Regions from separate parts of the Homo sapiens genome. Here region 2 is linked to region 1. A link is a loop called in an ENCODE intact Hi-C map of the cell type or tissue named here. Cell type or tissue: IMR-90. All regions are shown on one strand. Links, peaks and the distances in the headings refer to the core of each region. The heading gives the core; the rest is flanking DNA.

What was found. Hi-C counts contacts between places; a loop is a spot of excess contacts. Peaks named below come from ENCODE experiments on the same cell type or tissue, not always from the same donor. Only the 100,000 strongest peaks of a DNase experiment are listed, where the experiment ranks them.
Region 2: a loop joins it to region 1, with 2.1 times the contacts of the local background. A loop is called at or near these places in 19 of 110 quality-filtered maps.

The regions. Positions count from the first base shown.
Region 1 is chr6:157,752,816-157,761,148 of GRCh38, reverse strand. No RefSeq gene overlaps it. Among named protein-coding and RNA genes, the nearest start is that of SNX9, 66 kb to the left of the region's middle. RefSeq lists silencers at 5,538-5,832, 8,058-8,333. In IMR-90, for the core only: a CTCF peak has its summit at 4,320 (motif pointing left); DNase peaks (open chromatin) are centred at 88 and 4,288; H3K27ac peaks cover 1,038 bases.
Region 2 is chr6:157,662,864-157,671,196 of GRCh38, reverse strand. All of the region lies in intron 8 of ZDHHC14 (zDHHC palmitoyltransferase 14), which reads right to left. Among named protein-coding and RNA genes, the nearest start is that of MIR3692, 140 kb to the right of the region's middle. RefSeq lists enhancers at 617-1,222, 1,223-1,830. In IMR-90, for the core only: CTCF peaks have their summits at 1,358 and 3,840 (motif pointing right); DNase peaks (open chromatin) are centred at 1,336 and 3,876; H3K27ac peaks cover 738 bases.

The DNA of each region.
Region 1 (8,333 bases), core at 41-8,040:
GAAAGCAGACCACTGCAGTGTTTTTCTTCCTATTTTTAAATTCTCTGCAGACAATGCACCCTGACTCCCACAGCTCTCTCCTTCTCCTTGGTACACCACCAAGTGTAACTAGTGATTCATACGAGGGTGATTCATGTTATCCATCAGATTTTTTCAAAATTATTTTTATTAGTCTTCTTGTTGTTGTTGTAAAATAAATCTCTTTTCCCCCGGCTGTGTTGCCAGACACTGCCTTCCCCAGCCTGCCCTCTCGCTCCCTACCTGCTTGCATCAGCCAGGCCTGGGGCAATGGGAAGGACCTGCAAAGGTGTTGAAGACCCTTCTCCATGAGGGAGTAGGAAGGGAGTCAGTCTGTGCAACTCCCTGTCCCCACCCAGGCCAGTGTAGGTGACCAGGCCACCAGCTGGCGTCTGCCCTGATCCTAGATTTCTTCTGGGCCTCAAATCCAGCCCTGAATGTCAGGTCAGGCAACCGGAAACTACTTCCTCCCAGTCCCCATATCCTCTGTACCCTCACTGGCTGGTCCTGCACCTGCACCTGGACAGAGAGCTATCTGAAGCTGTGACACTGGCATCTCCTGAGGCTAAGAACTGTCCTTGTCTAAACGCTTGGCTGTCACCCCAGCTCTGCTATACCAGCCTCACCAGACTGATTGAGATAGAGGCCACTCTGGCTCAGACTTGAGCTCCCTACTTTGCGATTTGAACCTTTGGACACTCTCTGGGGGAGAAATGTGGATGGTGACACCCTGTGGCCTGGTTTTAATGGTGTGCTAGTAAATGTGCACAACAGGCTCTCTGGAAGAAGAGTCCTGAAATGTACATTTGCCAATTTCTGTGGTGTAAATACTGCCCCCATGGCCAATTTCCAGCTGTCAGTAAGAAGTCACTGAACGCAGAGGTGGAAAGAGATGTGCAGCAGAACAGGGTTATATAATGCTTCCTCCACTCAGACACGCAGATGTAAATAACCTTGATGGCCCGGGCGTGGTGGCTCACGCCTGTAATCCCAGCATTTTGGGAGGCCAAGGTGGGCAGATCACGAGGTCAGGAGATTGAGACCATCCTGGCCAACATGGTGAAACCCCATCTCTACTGAAAAAAAGATAAAAAAAATTAGCCAGTGTGGTGGTGCACGCCTGTAGTCCCAGCTACTCGGGAGGCTGAGGCAGGGGAATTGCTTGAACCTGGGAGGTGGAAGTTGCAGTGAGCCAAGTTCACACCACTGTACTCCAGCTGGGAAACACAGCAAGACTCCATCTAAAAAAGAAAACAAAAAACAAACAAACAAACAAAAAAAACAAACTTTGATGGCATAGGTAATAGTAAAGTGTAGATCACTAGGAAGTGATGAGCTTTAAGTGTTTATTACTTTTGTTTTTAGTATAATCTATTCAATTTGTAAGTTTATATCATTAAACTTTTATTTATTTTTCTTATTTATTTCTATATTTATTTGGAGACAGGGTCTCCCTCTGTTGCCCAGGCTAGAGTGCAGTGGCATGATCATGGCTCACTTCAGCCTCAACCACCTGGACTCAAAGCTCACACCTCAGCCTCTTGAGTAGCTGGGACTACAGGCGCCCGCCACCATGCCCAGCTAATTTTTGTATTTTTACTAGAGACAGGGTTTCACCATATTGGCCATGCTGACCTCAAACTCCTGACCTCAAGTGATCCACCAGCCTCAGCCTCCCAAAGTGTTGGGATTACAGGCATAAACCACTGCGCCTGACCCATTTAATTTTTAATAATGGCTGTGTTTAACAACCAGCTTGCAAATTTCCTGAAAATTTAACCATGAGTGCTCCTGGGCCCATCAGGGCCAGCTCTAGCATGTCACAGCCTGGTTTGGCTCTCAGGCCCCATCTTTGCATGGCTTCAGCTAGATGTCATGGTCCCCTGCCCGCAGCCTGCATGACTCAGAATTCCTACCAGCCAGGGCCGTGTGACTTCTGACGTCCAGGTTGCCAAATTCAATAGGTAAATTTCACTCCTTATTCTACTTGGCCTCCCAGAGACTCCTGTCTTTTGAAACTCTCAACACCATCATTGTTCCTTGCTATGATTTTAAACCTTCTCTGAGGGCACAGGTTCCTCTGCTGGCCCTTCAGCTGTTGGTGTTTTTCAGGACCTGAGGTCTTCTTCCACTGTCCTCACTGGGAACGTGAATGCCGCTGCTTCCCAGATCCCTGCCTTCAGTTCAGGTCTCCCTGTTGAACTCAGGTCTCATCTGTGCAACTTCCTGCTGCACAGCTTCCTGTGACCATCTCTCAGGCGTCTCCTACTCAACAGGTTCCATCATCCCTACCTGTCTTGCTCACGCAGGCATCCATGCTAGCGTTCACCCCATAAATACTTCTCAGACACCCATTACCTGCTAGTCACTACACGTGCTGACCATACAGCTGTGACTCAGCCACAGTCCCACCCTCATGGGGCTTATCCAGGGGACATGGTGTCACCATGTGCCCAGTGACCCCAGCCAGAGCCTTCAGTCATCCTTACCCCTGACCTCTCCCACTTACCATTGTTTAGTTGGTAGATTTGATCTGTTCTTCTTCCTGCCCAACTCCGGAAGCCTCCCCTTCCTCTGCCCCCACCAAGAGTGTCTTTTCCCCAGGCCCTTGTCATTTTGCTCTGGGATCATCGGGAAGCTCCTCACTGCTCTCCTATCCCCAGACTTGCCGCTCTCGAATCCATTCTCCATGCTGCTAGAGTAATGATATTTCTGAAATCACATTTATGATATTGCCATTTCCCTGTATAATATTCTCCCAAAGACCCTCATAGCATTCCATGTAACATCTAGCCTCCTTGGCATGGTAGAAAAGGCCTTTTAGGTGACCTGGCCTCATCTGCTTCTTTTTTCTTTCTTTTCTTTTTCCTTCCTTCCTCTCTTTTTTCTTTCTTTCTTTCTCTCTTTCTCTTTCCTTCTTTCCTTCCTTCCTTTCTTCTTTCTTTTCTTTTCTTTTTTGATAGGGTCTTGCTCTGAAGACCTTGGAGGCTGGAGTGCAGCAGTGAGATCACACCTCACTGTAACTTTGAACTCCTGGGCTCAAGTGATCCTCCTGCCTCAGCCTCCTGAGTAAGTGGGACTACAGGCATGCACCACCATGGCCGGCTAATTTTTAATTTCTTTTTGTGGAGACGAGGTCCTGCTATGTTGCCCAAGCTCCTCAAACTCCTGGCCTCCCCATCTGCTTCTTAGTCTTCTTGTTACCATTCCTCCTGAGACCTACGCTCCAGCTGTGGGGACATTTCTCAGGCCTACCCCCTATGCTGGTGCCAACCCCTTCACCCAGAATCCCTCCACCCGACGCCAGCCCTAGCCCCTATTCCTTTCTTTGATTGCCTGCTCCTAGTCATCCTTCAAAGCTTGGTTCAGCTGCAAGCTTCCCAGTATGGCTGTGCAAGGGGCATTGCAAAGAGGTGGAGGGTGCCCTGTGCACATCTGAGGTCACTGTAGATTATGACAATTTTCTGGTACATAGTGATAAAATGAATGGTGCCACTGAGGTCATCAGCAGGGCAACTTCTGTCACTTCCTCCTGGAAATGTTCACTGGCCCTCCCAGTTTGCGTTGGGTGACTCTTCTCTGTCATGGCCATGTCATACCAAACTGTGACTGTTTATTAGTATCCATGCTCTTTTGGAGGATGAGCTCTTGGAGGACAGGACCGTGTCCTTCCCTTCTGTATACCTGGCACAAGAACTGATGGGCAGTCCGTGAAGGTTTGTTGAGTGAATGAGCGTGTCCCCGGTAACAGAGTGCCGTGGATAAGGCCCCAGGATCCTGAGTTAGAATCCTGGTGCTGCCTCTCCCATGCAGGGTGACTTAGACACAGCACTCCACAAGTAGCCACCCCATACCTCATACAAAGAGTATGGGGCTCAAGTGAGAAAGTGGCTGCCAAGCACTGAGGGAATGCATGGTGATTCTTACGACTGAATATTTTCCAGTGCTGAAGCTGCTTCTGTGTTGTGCTTCCTAGTCCACTTTTCTGGACTCCCTCTCTCGGTTTGTTTATTATTATTTTAATCCTCCTGAGTTTTACTAGAGAGGCAGCACCATCTTGGTAAATATCTTAACTGCCAGCTCCTGGTGGGGGGAGGGGGTGGAAGTTGAAGTGGAATTCAGTGCAGTGATGTGTGAGATAATGGAACACACACACATTACAGCTAAAGTCCAAGGGAAAGGCTGTCAGAATTAGCTGGATTCTCCCGGCGTCCTCTCTGCACCGGGGCTTGCGATCTGGCCCTCGGCCGCAGGTTGGCACAGCCTGCTTTGTTGCTGAGATGCCCAGTTTCCTCTCGCTCCTGCCCTCTGCTGGCCGGAATCAGATTCTTTCCCGCATATTTGACTCTGTTGCCTCTGGGGATCCGCCTGGGGATCCGCCTGCGTCTCGGGGGCCTGGTTTTCTTTGCTTATTCACTTGCTTGCTGGAGTGTCTATTCCCTGCTTGCTGCATTAGAAGCTATGGGGTACACAAGTGATGCTGGTCCTCAAAGTCCACCTTCAAGGAGCAAGAAATTTGGATAATCTTGGAGAAGCAGAAGCCAGGACCTCAATCCAGAACTCTGTGCCTGGAGCAATGAAGGAGTTATTGTCCCCAGACATGGCACACCAGATTGCAAATTTATAAAGACAGGGAATCATACTTATGTAGAGCTTCGCAATTTACAGAGCACCAAGACATACATTTTCCAATTTAACTCTTTTTTTTTTTTTAGACAGAGTCTCACTCTGTTGCCCAGCTAGAGTGCAGAGTGCAGAGGAACAATCACAGCTCACTGCAACCTCCACCTCCTGGGTTCAAGCAATCCTCCTGCCTCAGCCCCCCAAGTACTTGGGTCTACAGGCACTTGCCACCACGCCCAGCCAATTTTTGTATTTTTTGTAGAGACAGGGTTTCACCATGTTGCCCAGGCTGGTCTTGAACTCCTGACCTCAAGTGATCTGCTTACCTCAGCCTCCCAAAGTGTAGGGATTACAGGCATGAGCCACCATGCCTAGCTAATTTAACCCTTTCAAGCAAACCACTGAGGATGGTATTAATGAAATAAAATAGAAATTGTGTTGGGAGACTGACATTTACTGTCATCAGATGTGATTACTGGCAAACATCTTGTTAGTCAGCTGATGTTATGTCTCACCTCAAAGGACACACTTGATGGGTGGGTGGGGGAAAGCCAGTAAGCCAGGAGTTTCAAAGGAACACTGTGTGGTCTGACCCACACTGTCTTTCCGTAGCATCTGAACTTTCTGTCCCTGCCTCTCCAGCAATGTCTGAGAAGATCAAAGTCTGAGGAGACAGATGTGACTCCTGGAGAGGCATCCAATGGGTAGTTCTCCACTTCTGCCTTGCAACCGTGATCCCAGAAATTCTGAAAGGGCACTTTTAGGATTAAAAGCATTTAGCTTCGTTTCTTCCTTTGTAGGAATGGAAAATCAAAATCACTCTGAAGTCGTGGTTTCTTTTAAGATGCAAAACAACTCCTTTCAAGCCATTGCTTTTAAATCTCTCACATTCAAGCTTAAATCAGTGAGTGACATTGTCACCGTATAATCCGACTGAGTTAAATCGAATAGTGGGAAAGTGGCCTTTTCTTTCTTTAATCTTTGACAAAATAAGGCAAATTCTAAAATTATGCCCAACAGTCTATCAGTAGTCTTTGTTGTTCCACATGTTCAAAGAGAAATGTCTATAAACTCTCAGCTGGTGTTTTTCTAACCCGGAGGCATTCTCTTCCCTACCAGGAAGGGAGGAGTGACTAACATATGATGCTGAGAGAGGCCACTAGGAAAGAGATGGCTGAGAGGGAGAATTTCTCCCGGTGTCAGAGGCATGCGAACCAGAGCAACTCCATCTTGAATACAGAGCTGGGTAAAATGAGGCGGAGACCTACTGGGCTGCATTCCCAGACTGTTAAGGCATTCTAAGTCACAAGATGAGATAAGAGGTCAGCACAAGATGCAGGTCATAAAGACCTTGCTGATAAAGCAGGTTGCAGTAAAGAAGCCGGCCCTATCTCACCAAGACCAAGATGGCCACGAGAGTGACCTCTGGTCGTCCTCACTGCTACACTCCCACCTGCACCATGACAGTTTACAAGTGCCATGGCAATGTCAGGAAGTTACCCTGCATGGTCTAAAAAGGGGAGACATGAGATTCACCCCTTGTTTAGCATATCATCAAGAAACAACCATAAAAATGGGCAACCAGCAGCCCTCGGGGCTGCTCTGTCTATGGAGTAGCCATTCTTTATTCCTTTACTTTCTTAATACACTTGCTTTCACTTTATTCTATGGACTCACCCTGAATTCTTTCTTGCACAAGATCCAAGAACCCTCTCTTGGGATCTGGATCAGGACCCCTTTCCTGTAACACCTGCACTGCTATTCCGACCATAGTCTTGGATGCTTTGAGGTTGTGATAGCTGCACAGGTGAGAGGGAGAGCCCTCACTCAGAAATTTTGCTCTCGAAACTCAGAGGCACAGAGCAGACTTAGGACGTGCTGATGTCCACGCTCACAACATGCATGTTGCTCAGTTCATACAATGTGTGACGCACGTCAGACAGACCCACCTTCAACAAAGCACTTTTATGTCTCAAAACAGGAAGCATCCAAAAAATGCAGCCACCCAACTGCTTCCTTCCAGTAGAATCCTCCTCTTGTCCAGGTTTCTATCCTATCTGTGCTTCCCATTTTCTGTCCTAGAAGTGAAACTGCCTTTGCAAAATTATGACTGAGACAGTGAGAGAGATCTAACTTAACCGACTGCATCTTGCTTCTCACCTCCAAGCTGTCTGTGTTCATTCCTGGGCGTAAGCTGAACTAACTTTGGGAGAAACTTAGTTTATAGTTTAAACAAAGACACTAATAGCTCTTTGCCAAAGCAGACCTCCTTCTTGCTTGGAGACTAGATTGCCTTTGTAGGACTAACATTAGCCACAAGATTAGAAATTATGATTTAGGAGTCGTGCAGCTGGAGGCTACAAGATTCTGACCCTCCCTAAACTGCTCCTAGAAATCAGTGCTTGAGATATATTTGCAGACCCTGCACTTGATGGATCAGCTGGCACCACCCCATCAATAAACTGGCTCACCTGATCTTGTGGCTCCCACCTAGGAACTGATTCAGCACAAGACAGCTTTGACTCCCCATGATTTCATCTCTGACCAACCAGTACTCCTGGCTTACTGGCTTTCCCCCACCCACCAAATTATCTTTAAAAACTCTGCTCCCCAATGATCAGGGAGACTGATTTGAGTAATAATAAAACTCCAGTCTCCCATACAGCCGGCTCTGCGTATATTACTCTTTCTCTATTGCAATTCCCGTGTCTTGATGAATTGGCTCTGTCTAGGCAGCGGGGCAAGGTGAACCCCTTGGGCGGTTACAGAAGCAGAATCTTGATGACCCCAGGCAATTATGGTGGTCCCAGTGACTGGCTTAGGAGGGAATATGTGACCTGTTCTGGCCAATTAGACACTGGGGGAAATCTGGAGGCTTGTGGAAAGATTTTTTTCTCTTCCTTTGAAAATAGAGGGAAAAAAAAGACACAGATCCTTGTTCTTCTCTGGACTTAACCATGGCTGTTTTTAATCTCGGGATTTGGCAACCACCTTGTGATGATGAAAGGAAACAGCCCGAGGCAAAATAAGTCTATTGAGTCTGGTAGACTGAAGAAATGTAAACAACTTGGATCCTTGAAGAAATGGAAGTACCTTTTTGAGTTACTGAATTAGCCCTGAAACTGCTCTACCTGTGAACTTCTTTTTATATGAGACTAAATCCCCTTGGTTAGACCATAATGAGTTCAATCTGAAAGCATGCTAAACAAGAATCCATAATTATCTATAATCTCTATTCACAGCTGCTGTACTCCCTCTTTTTTTTTTTTTTTTTTGCCACTAAAAAGAAAACTATGGCAAGAACACTTAACATAAGATCTATCCTGTGTGGAGAAAAGAAAGAGAGATCAGACTGTTACTTTGTCTATATAGAAAGAAGTAGACATAAGAGACTCCATTTTGTTCTGTACTAAGAAAAATTCTTCTGCCTTGAGATGCTGTTAATCTGTAACCCTACCCCCAACCCTGTGCTCGCAGAAACATGGGCTGTGTCGACTCAAGGTTTAATGGATTTAGGGCTATGCAGGATGTGCTTTGTTAAACAAATGCTTCAAGGCAGCATGCTTGTTAAAAGTCATCACCACTCCCTAATCTCAAGTACCCAGGGACACAAGACACTGCGGAAGGCCGCAGGGACCTCTGCCTAGGAAAGCCAGGTATTGTCCAAGGTTTCTCCCCATGTGATAGTCTGA
Region 2 (8,333 bases), core at 213-8,212, 90 kb after region 1:
TTATTTGGCTTATTATCTCCTCCTCTTTATCAGAAGGCTAGAGTTACTGAAGAACCACTCACCAATGGCTTTGTGATTTAGGTGCTCCGACCTCTTCCTGATAAGAGACTCGCACAGAGCTGCCATTGCTCATACCCCTGCAGCCACAGAGCGGTGCAGAGCCAACATGCACAACGCAGCCTTGAGGGGAGGGAGGAAGTTCACCCAAAGCTGCTGATCCTAAGGCACTTATTTCATGCAGTGCACACTTCCTTCCCAGCCTCATGGGTTTCTTTCTAAAATCACAAGTAGTAGGCCACCCTGAGCCACCCTCCAGCCTAGAAGAGAAGGTTGAGGGGCTGCAGTCTTCAAGAATCTGCAGGCTTTAGATGCTCAAAGATTAGGTCCTAGGCAAGAGTAAAGTTCATAGTGGAGCTATGAAGAGGGCAAGCAAGTCTCACGAAGATCCTTGCTTTTCTGTGGCTTTAGCCTGGACAGTGCAATTGCAAAACACTGAGAAGCTGGGGAAGGCTTGGGAAAGAAAGGTGCCAAAGTGCGGGGGAGGGGAGGGGAGTAGGGTTATTTGGAGGAAAGGAAAGGCCATTAGAAACTACTTGGAAGGCGGCCGGGCACAGTGGCTCATGCCTATAATCCCAGCACTTTGGGGGGCTAAGGCAGGCAGGATCACCTGAGCTCAGGAGTTCGAGACCAGCTTGGGCAACATGGCAAAACCTCATCTCTACAAAAAATACAAAAATTAGCTGGGCATGGTGGCACACAAATGTAATCCCAGCTTCTCAGGAGGCTGAGGTAGGAGAATCATTTGAGCCCAGAAGGCAGAGGTTCCAGTGAGCTGAGATCACGCCACTGTACTCCAGCCTGGGCGACAGAGCAAGACCTTGTCTCTAAATAAATAAATAAATAAAAAGTACTTGGAAGGGGCTGACTGTGAAGCGTTAACAATCCTTTCCACTCATCACCACAATCATTTGTGCCACGGCGGTGCTTCTCCAAGCTGTCAGGTGGGCAACAGAGTAGCTTTCTCTGCTCTTGCAGGGAATTTCAGCTCAGGGTGCAGGTCCCTTCCGGTGGGGGCTACTGAGCAGGCTGCAGACAGCTGTGGCCTGTGTAGGCTGCGGGCGCTCTCCCATGCTGTCAGCTCTGCTCAGGACATGGGCTCAGTCTTGACAGGGCAGAGGCAGAGGCAGAGCAGCCTCATTGATTAAACATTCGTCTTCTGGAAACTATACCAGGGTTTGGACGGACTGTGCTTTGCAAAGAATGTTTTATGAACATCACCGTTTCGTATTCTTACTGACAGAGGCAGCTGAGCCGCAGCGGCACTCCCATTTCCTGTAACTCCGCACAGCCTCCAGCAGGCCGGGCCTGGGAATGAGCCCAGGGCGGAGCTGCCGCTTCAGAGAGCTCAGCTGGCAAGCCAGCGCCCTTGCTGGACCAAGGCATCTTGTTTTCAAGCTTCCCCTCTGGAGCCCTCACTCATCCTAATGCTTTCTGTCCACACAATACCCCCTGGCTCTAAGGAACAAGGAAATGGCAAATTAGATTTGCTTGTCTCTGTTGACCTGAAGAAAGCCTTCTCTACTGAAGACTAATTGGCAAATTCTGTTTTAGGGTTCAGCCCAAGTACTTCTGACTGACTCTCACAGACTCACAGAAAAATATGTTCGAGGGTGGAGCTGGAGGAGACAGTCAAGGTCACACAGTAGGAGCCTGAGGGCAGAGGCGGGCTCCTCTCCTTCCAACCCTCTCTGTCTCTTTCACCTTCCCTGTGGGAAGAGGTGGGCTCGCCTCAACCCTCTGTTTCTTTCAACTTTCCTCTCTGGGGAGAGGTGGGCTCTCCTCCACTCTCTGTCTTCCCCCCCCACCACCCCTCTCTTGTGCATTCTTCTACTTTGCACTACTCCATCAGCTGCTGGCCCTTTTCCTCTCCCCTGATCACCTCTCTGCCACCTAAGCCTGCAAAGAGCTCCTGCACACCCACGAGAACCTTCTCGGATAAGGTGGCTGTCGGCAGTGGTCGGTTAAGCTCCTGAGAGACTGTGTTCCCTGTTGGGGTTGATGCAGAGTTGGGTGCACCTTCGGAGACTTCCATTTGCAAACATCCCTTTGCTAACTTAAAGATAACAGCCCTAGAGGTGGCTTTACTGGGAAGCTAATGATGCTTCAGGCTCCTTTACTTACACAGCCTCTTTCCAAGGCCTCGTTCTCTGCATATTGTTTGTTTTTTCTTAAAGGAGGTCTCCCATGGCATGGTTCAGACCACTCCAAACCTGGCCCACTCCAGCACATACCTACTGGTGCTTTGCCATGCTGTACCTACGACTTGTTAAGAACTGTAGCAAACACTGTGTGGGCCTCACTGGCCAGGACCTTGTTGGAAATGCTCTTGAGTTTGTCAAGGGTGAAGCTTAAGGACTTGAAGAAGGTGTGAAATAATATTTGTGAAAGAAGAAGTTTAGCCTAAGCCATTTAATTTTTGTTTTGTTTTGTTTTTTTTGAGATGGAGTCTCACTCTGTCACCCAGGCTGGAGTGCAGTGGCACGATCTTGGCTCACTGCAGCCTCTGCCTCCTGGGTTCAAACAATTCTCCTACCTCAGCCTCCTGAGTAGCTGGGACTACAGGCACGCACCACCATGCCTGGCTAATTTTTGTATTTTTTTTTTTTTTTTTTTTAGTGGAGATGGGGGTTTTACTGTGTTGGCCAGGCTGGTCTCAAACTCCTGACCTCAAGTGATCTGCCTTCCTCGGCCTCCCAAAGTGCTGGGATTACAGGTCTGAGCCACCGTGCCTAGCCCGTAAGCCATTTAATTTAAAAAATCTATATAGAAGTCACTCAGAAATGTTTTCCAAATGACTCTTTGGAACCCTGACTTATCTGATGATAAGCACCTCTTCTACACAGATTTGTTTAAACATCTTAAAAGATGACTGTCTATCTAAGTCTAGCTATGGGTGTTTCCCCTGATAGAGGGACTGCTTTTGTAGTAATAATGAACCTACTCTCTGTGCCCTCCCCAGCTTTCCTGCTGGGATGACAGCAGGGGGCAGGGGCACTGGCATCAGGCACCTAAGTATCTAAGTCCTGCGTGTAGTTCACAGCTTTGAAAACACTTTGCCACATTCAAACTGATTTCCATTTAGAAGGCAAATCTCAGTTGGGGCACACGGGGACCAGGCTCTGTTCTGCAGGGTGTCACCCATCTAAATCTCCTGTTGGCTCAGAAGAGAGCACTGGCGTGGACAGAGCAGAGTTTTGTCAGATTCCAACCAAGGGTAGTGCAATGACTCTACTGACTGGAATTTACAATTCTCATTAAACGCTCTCAAAACGTCGCCTGTTTTGAACATATGCTTCTTAGAAAAAACTTAGATATCAAATGACTCAGGGATACCTGATTTTTTTAAAAGAGCTTTTCCTAATTTTCCACTCTGCCAGAATTCCAAGGGCGATGGGTTCATAAACCTTCATGGCTGTGATTCTCATTTGAGAAAGTCATGGGGGAAAATGGCCAGTATTTTCAGGGTTACTGTGGAGATGGCCATGACAAATATTCTTACACTTCCCTTTTTTTTTTTTTAAACCTTTGCTTCTAATTCTTATTTGCCCATTTCTTGTTGACTTTTCTACTTAACTTTCTTGCTCTCTGGACTCACCAACTCTCTTCCCCTCTATCCTTCTTCCCCATTGATTTCTCTCCCACTTCTCCTTTTTCCGTCTTCTCTTTTTCTTCTTTGTTTCTTCCTTTCTACCTCTCTCTTTTTTACTTTGAACCCTTTTCCCTCCGCTACCCAGCCTTCCTGGCTTTTCATTTGAGGACCCTTTTACCTTCCACCAGTAGAGGGAGACATCACCGCTCGCTTTTTCTCTCTTACAATTTGGTGGCTGTGCATACATCCCGGCTAACACCAAGAAGCCGTTGGTTATGTTTGAATTGATCTAACCAGTTATATAATCCTAAGGAAAAACAGCTGACCACTTAGATATCTGACAGTGATAGTCCATCTACTCTGAACAGAAAACTGAGATACTCATGTTTTTATTCCAAAACAACCTTTTAAAAGTTCATATGTATCAAATATTAGGTTGAATCATATGACATTACCAATTTTTAAGGTCAAAAATTGGCCGAATGCTGGATACTAATAGAATAGAATTTTGATTTCTTGTAAGAGTGTCTATGAAAAGACCTTTCTGCTGGCAGCATAAAAATCCCACTGTCTGGAGTGCTGGAGCTTTTGCTGTCATTGCAGTAAGTCACTGTGACAGCTGATTTACTGCCCAAATGAAGTGTCGGCATGTAACTTGCAAAGAAGTTTATGGCTTCAGATGTCTGGAAGTCATACACATTAGCACTTAATGTTACAATTTAAAAATGCCATAGAGATCATTCCTGTTTCTGCAGATTCTCAAATAAAATTGCTCATGTAGGAATACATTTTATTTTACCCTAGCTGACGTCTTGTCTGAAAAAACCGAGTGTACAGATGCTACTAAAAGCAAAACTAGGAGCTTTCTAGATGGTCTGTGTACAAATTAAGAATGAGTGAAATTATTTATTTCTTTTGCTCCAATTCTGTCAAAAGCATTAGAGTTACGCATCATGTATTTCTGCTTGGCTGTGAAGCTCTGTTCTGGGGTCTTATGAATGCTTATTAACAGTTACAGAAACACCACAGTCTTCTAAAGTCCACCTAAAATGCAGGTGCAGGTTGGAAGGAGAGCTTTTTTGTATTCTTTTATTTAACATTATCATTTACGTTTGCCTAAGTTATTTTTTTTCCTACTACATTTGATTTTTCAGATTACATGGAGAGTTCTTCTGCAATACTAGCTTAATAAATCATGCAACTGCTGGTTTAATCTTGTTTTGATACTGGATTGGGGTATTTAAAATGTTAGGTTAAGTAAATACAGTAAATGATTTTCTAAAAACAAAATTGTAGCAATTATGTACCATGTTACTATCTTTGCATTTAGCATGCGATCCCAAAGGACCTTTGTAGCAACAAGTGCCAGATATAAGCATAAATGATGACACCAATGCTATACAAAAGTTAAATTATTTGACAATCAAATGAAGTGTGTACACTAAAAAGTGGATCATAACTGGATGTCGTGAGTATGTCATGCATATACATTGTTCTAGATAGAACTTCAATGTTAGCTCATAATAAAAGCCAATAATGAGGGAAGCAGCAATAATGAAAATGTGGTCCTCAGCTGGCTCTGGGTTATCTGCACATACTTCCAGTATGGGTCCTTGAAATTTCATAGGAGTTCAGATGGCAAGAGACACCTGTGGTCACACCCATCACATTATTGCTTTAGATGTCACATTGTTGCTTCCCTAACATTTTCTTCCTTGAGAATTTATAGTAGAGAGAAAATTTCATAGGCACTGAATAACCACCCCCATCCCCCACTTGTGAGAGAGGATACACTAACACTGAATTTTCCCATTTTTGAGATAATAAATAAGACCTCATTAGGTACTTTGATGCCAGCTTTCTATCAATATTTATCTAATTTTTTGACCTGCAATATCAGGGTGCTTATCTAGACGTAAAATTATAAAGCATTTATCTCTAATTTCTAAAGTATTGCATATTTCCTTAGGAGCACGTCTTCTATCATTCAAGAAATACCTTTCTTATCCGGATACTGGTCCTAAAATAAGATGGCAGGCAAAAGTTTGACCAAAGATACCTGGGGCCTCTTTCCCACCAGCCTTTCTCTCCTCTGCAAATGAACATGCTGAGTCTGATGCTAAATCTGTCTCCAGAGGCTCCTCCTTCAAAGTAAACACTGGAAACAGCTTTAGGTCAGAGTAGTCACACCCCACGGCTAACTCAGTGTTTATTGTTGGTAGAGTGGGTAGCAAACAACCCATGTCTGGAACATATGGCAACATGGGTTGTAACATGTCCTCTAATTATAGAGACAAAGCTTCTCTTCTACTCCCAGGAATGATGGAGAACTGATACTGGACCAGCATTCAGCCTGTATATAAGGGAGTATATGAAACTGGCCAAAGTACAGGAGGCAAATGGTTTCCAGTAGTGCACCACAGGCAATGCAAGACTGTAATCCCTGAGGGAAGGGAAACTCACAAGGTAAGCCCCACAACCAACCAATTCTTTTCTTGGGGAAAGTTCCCCAACCATTGCACAGAGCTGGAGTCTGAGCAGACCATAGTCATTCAGCTATAGAGAAAACAGAGGTCAGAGTGCGAGAAAGCTGAAGTGGCTGGATCTCCAGGGCAAGACACTGGAGAAGAGGATGCCGTTCTGGTCCGTTCAGGAGGACCAGAAGTCCTAGTGGAGGTTCCAAGGGCTGTAGGCAAGGGTTGCGCTGGGCATGTGCAGGGTGAGAATCCCCTGCCCCAAGGCTTATAAGATAGCAGCTGAGATGTGGCTGAAAGAGAAATAGAGATACTCGAGGTTGAGAAAAGTAGTGCATTAGGGACACTGAGGTCATGAACACCTCCAACACATTGTTCACATCCCCGGGATCCCAAAGACATCAGAAAGGCTGTGCCTTAGGAGTAAGAATCATGCCCTAAAGTAAGACCCTAGACCCATCCTAACAAAGCTTGAAACCAAACAATCTTCAGAGAAGACAGAATTTGGAGGTTGAGTTCCAACAAATTAAAAAAGTCTGGAAACCACTTTGAACTTTCCACAGATCTGTACTAACGAAACATAATACAAACCCACACACGTTCAAGGTGACTAGCCAGTACCTGAACTGCTTGCTGTAACAGGGGCAACACTCTTTGGTGTAAGATAACAAAATCCAGAGTCTCTATACCACATATCTAAAATGTCCTGTAGTCAATAAAATATTAATAGACATACAAAGAAATGGGAAAATATGATAGAACCAAATCAAAATTTTACAACTAAAAAGCACAATAAGCAAAATGAAAAATTATCTGGATGAAGTTAGCAGTAGATTGGATATGGCAGAAGAATCAGTGAACATGAAGAGAGATCCAAAGAAATTATCCAGTCTGAAGAGCTGAGAGAGAGATATTGAAGGAAAAAGCACAGAGCCTCAGGGACCTATCCTCTGGGCAGATTTTCACAGGGGAGCGTGGGTAAGGATAATGGGTTGTGGGGACTGAAAGGGTGTGGCTGAAAATCACTTTACACACAGTCACCCCTGTAGATGTTTCTTTATTGATGTGCATAGCATAGGGTTAAAAGCATGGGCTCTGGGGTCAAATTAGGACGTTTCTGTTAGAAAATTGTACTTAAGCTCTCCCTCCTCCGGTTTTGTTAATCTATAAAATGGAGATAATATTAGTAGCAGGCTCAGAGGGGTGCTGTGAGGGGTTAGCAGAAGTTATGTACGTGGAAGGCTTGGAACAGCATGTGGTATGTCCATGTGGTATAGTCTGGGAAGTGGTGAGCCCCGTGTCGGTGTGAAGGTGGATGAACTGCAAAGAGGAGAGTCGGGAAAGAGCATCGGGCCTCATGTTCCGTTTAGCGCCAGCTCTGCTTGCGTGCTTTCCACAGTCCTGTGAGCACGGTCCCTAAACCACAGAAGCCCATAAAGAACCAAAGCAACAGAAAGGCCTGTTCGCCAGGTGCCTGAATGGCCGGTAAATGTACAGTCCAGTGGAACATTATCTGCTGGTGATATTGGCCTGTTGATGAGACACAATGGGCTCAAAGCCCTGATGACAGAGAAGAGTCTGCTGGAGGGGACCTCCACTGGGCAGGACCCTGAAGGTCGATGTTCGGCCCTTGCCACCAATGCTGAAGTCCTCTGTCCAGCATTGCTAGGAGATGCTCCCTGTCCCAAGTCTGACATCTCTGGGTGGGGACTCCTGTCCACTAGGAGCTCTGCGTCCTGGGCTGTTCCCTCTTGGATTGAGTAGAGTCTGAATCCCAGGCCCACTCTCTGGTCCTAGATGTGACCTGTGGGGCCACACAGAACACATCTCATCCTCTCCTGCCGATGTTCTCATGGCGCTTGGGGCACTCCCAGGGGGGTAGAAGCCTTGAGACCAAAAGGACTTCTTCCAGAAGCAACCTGGGTTTCTCACAGCAAAGGCAGTGTAGGGAGGGCATGGGACTCCAAGCTAATTAGACTTTTAAATTTATCCATCTATGAGCAACTTACTTTGTAATTGGTAATGATTTCCATGTAATCATATGTGTGCTTGGGGATTCTGATGAAGTAAGAAAAACCCAACCTACAAATCATTTCTAAACTGTCATAAAATTTTCATGAGTGCTAAATTTAACAATTAATGAAGTTAACACATTCATGTGTCTCATAGACATTACACATTTATCAATTTTGATTTTGCAGTTTTCTTTT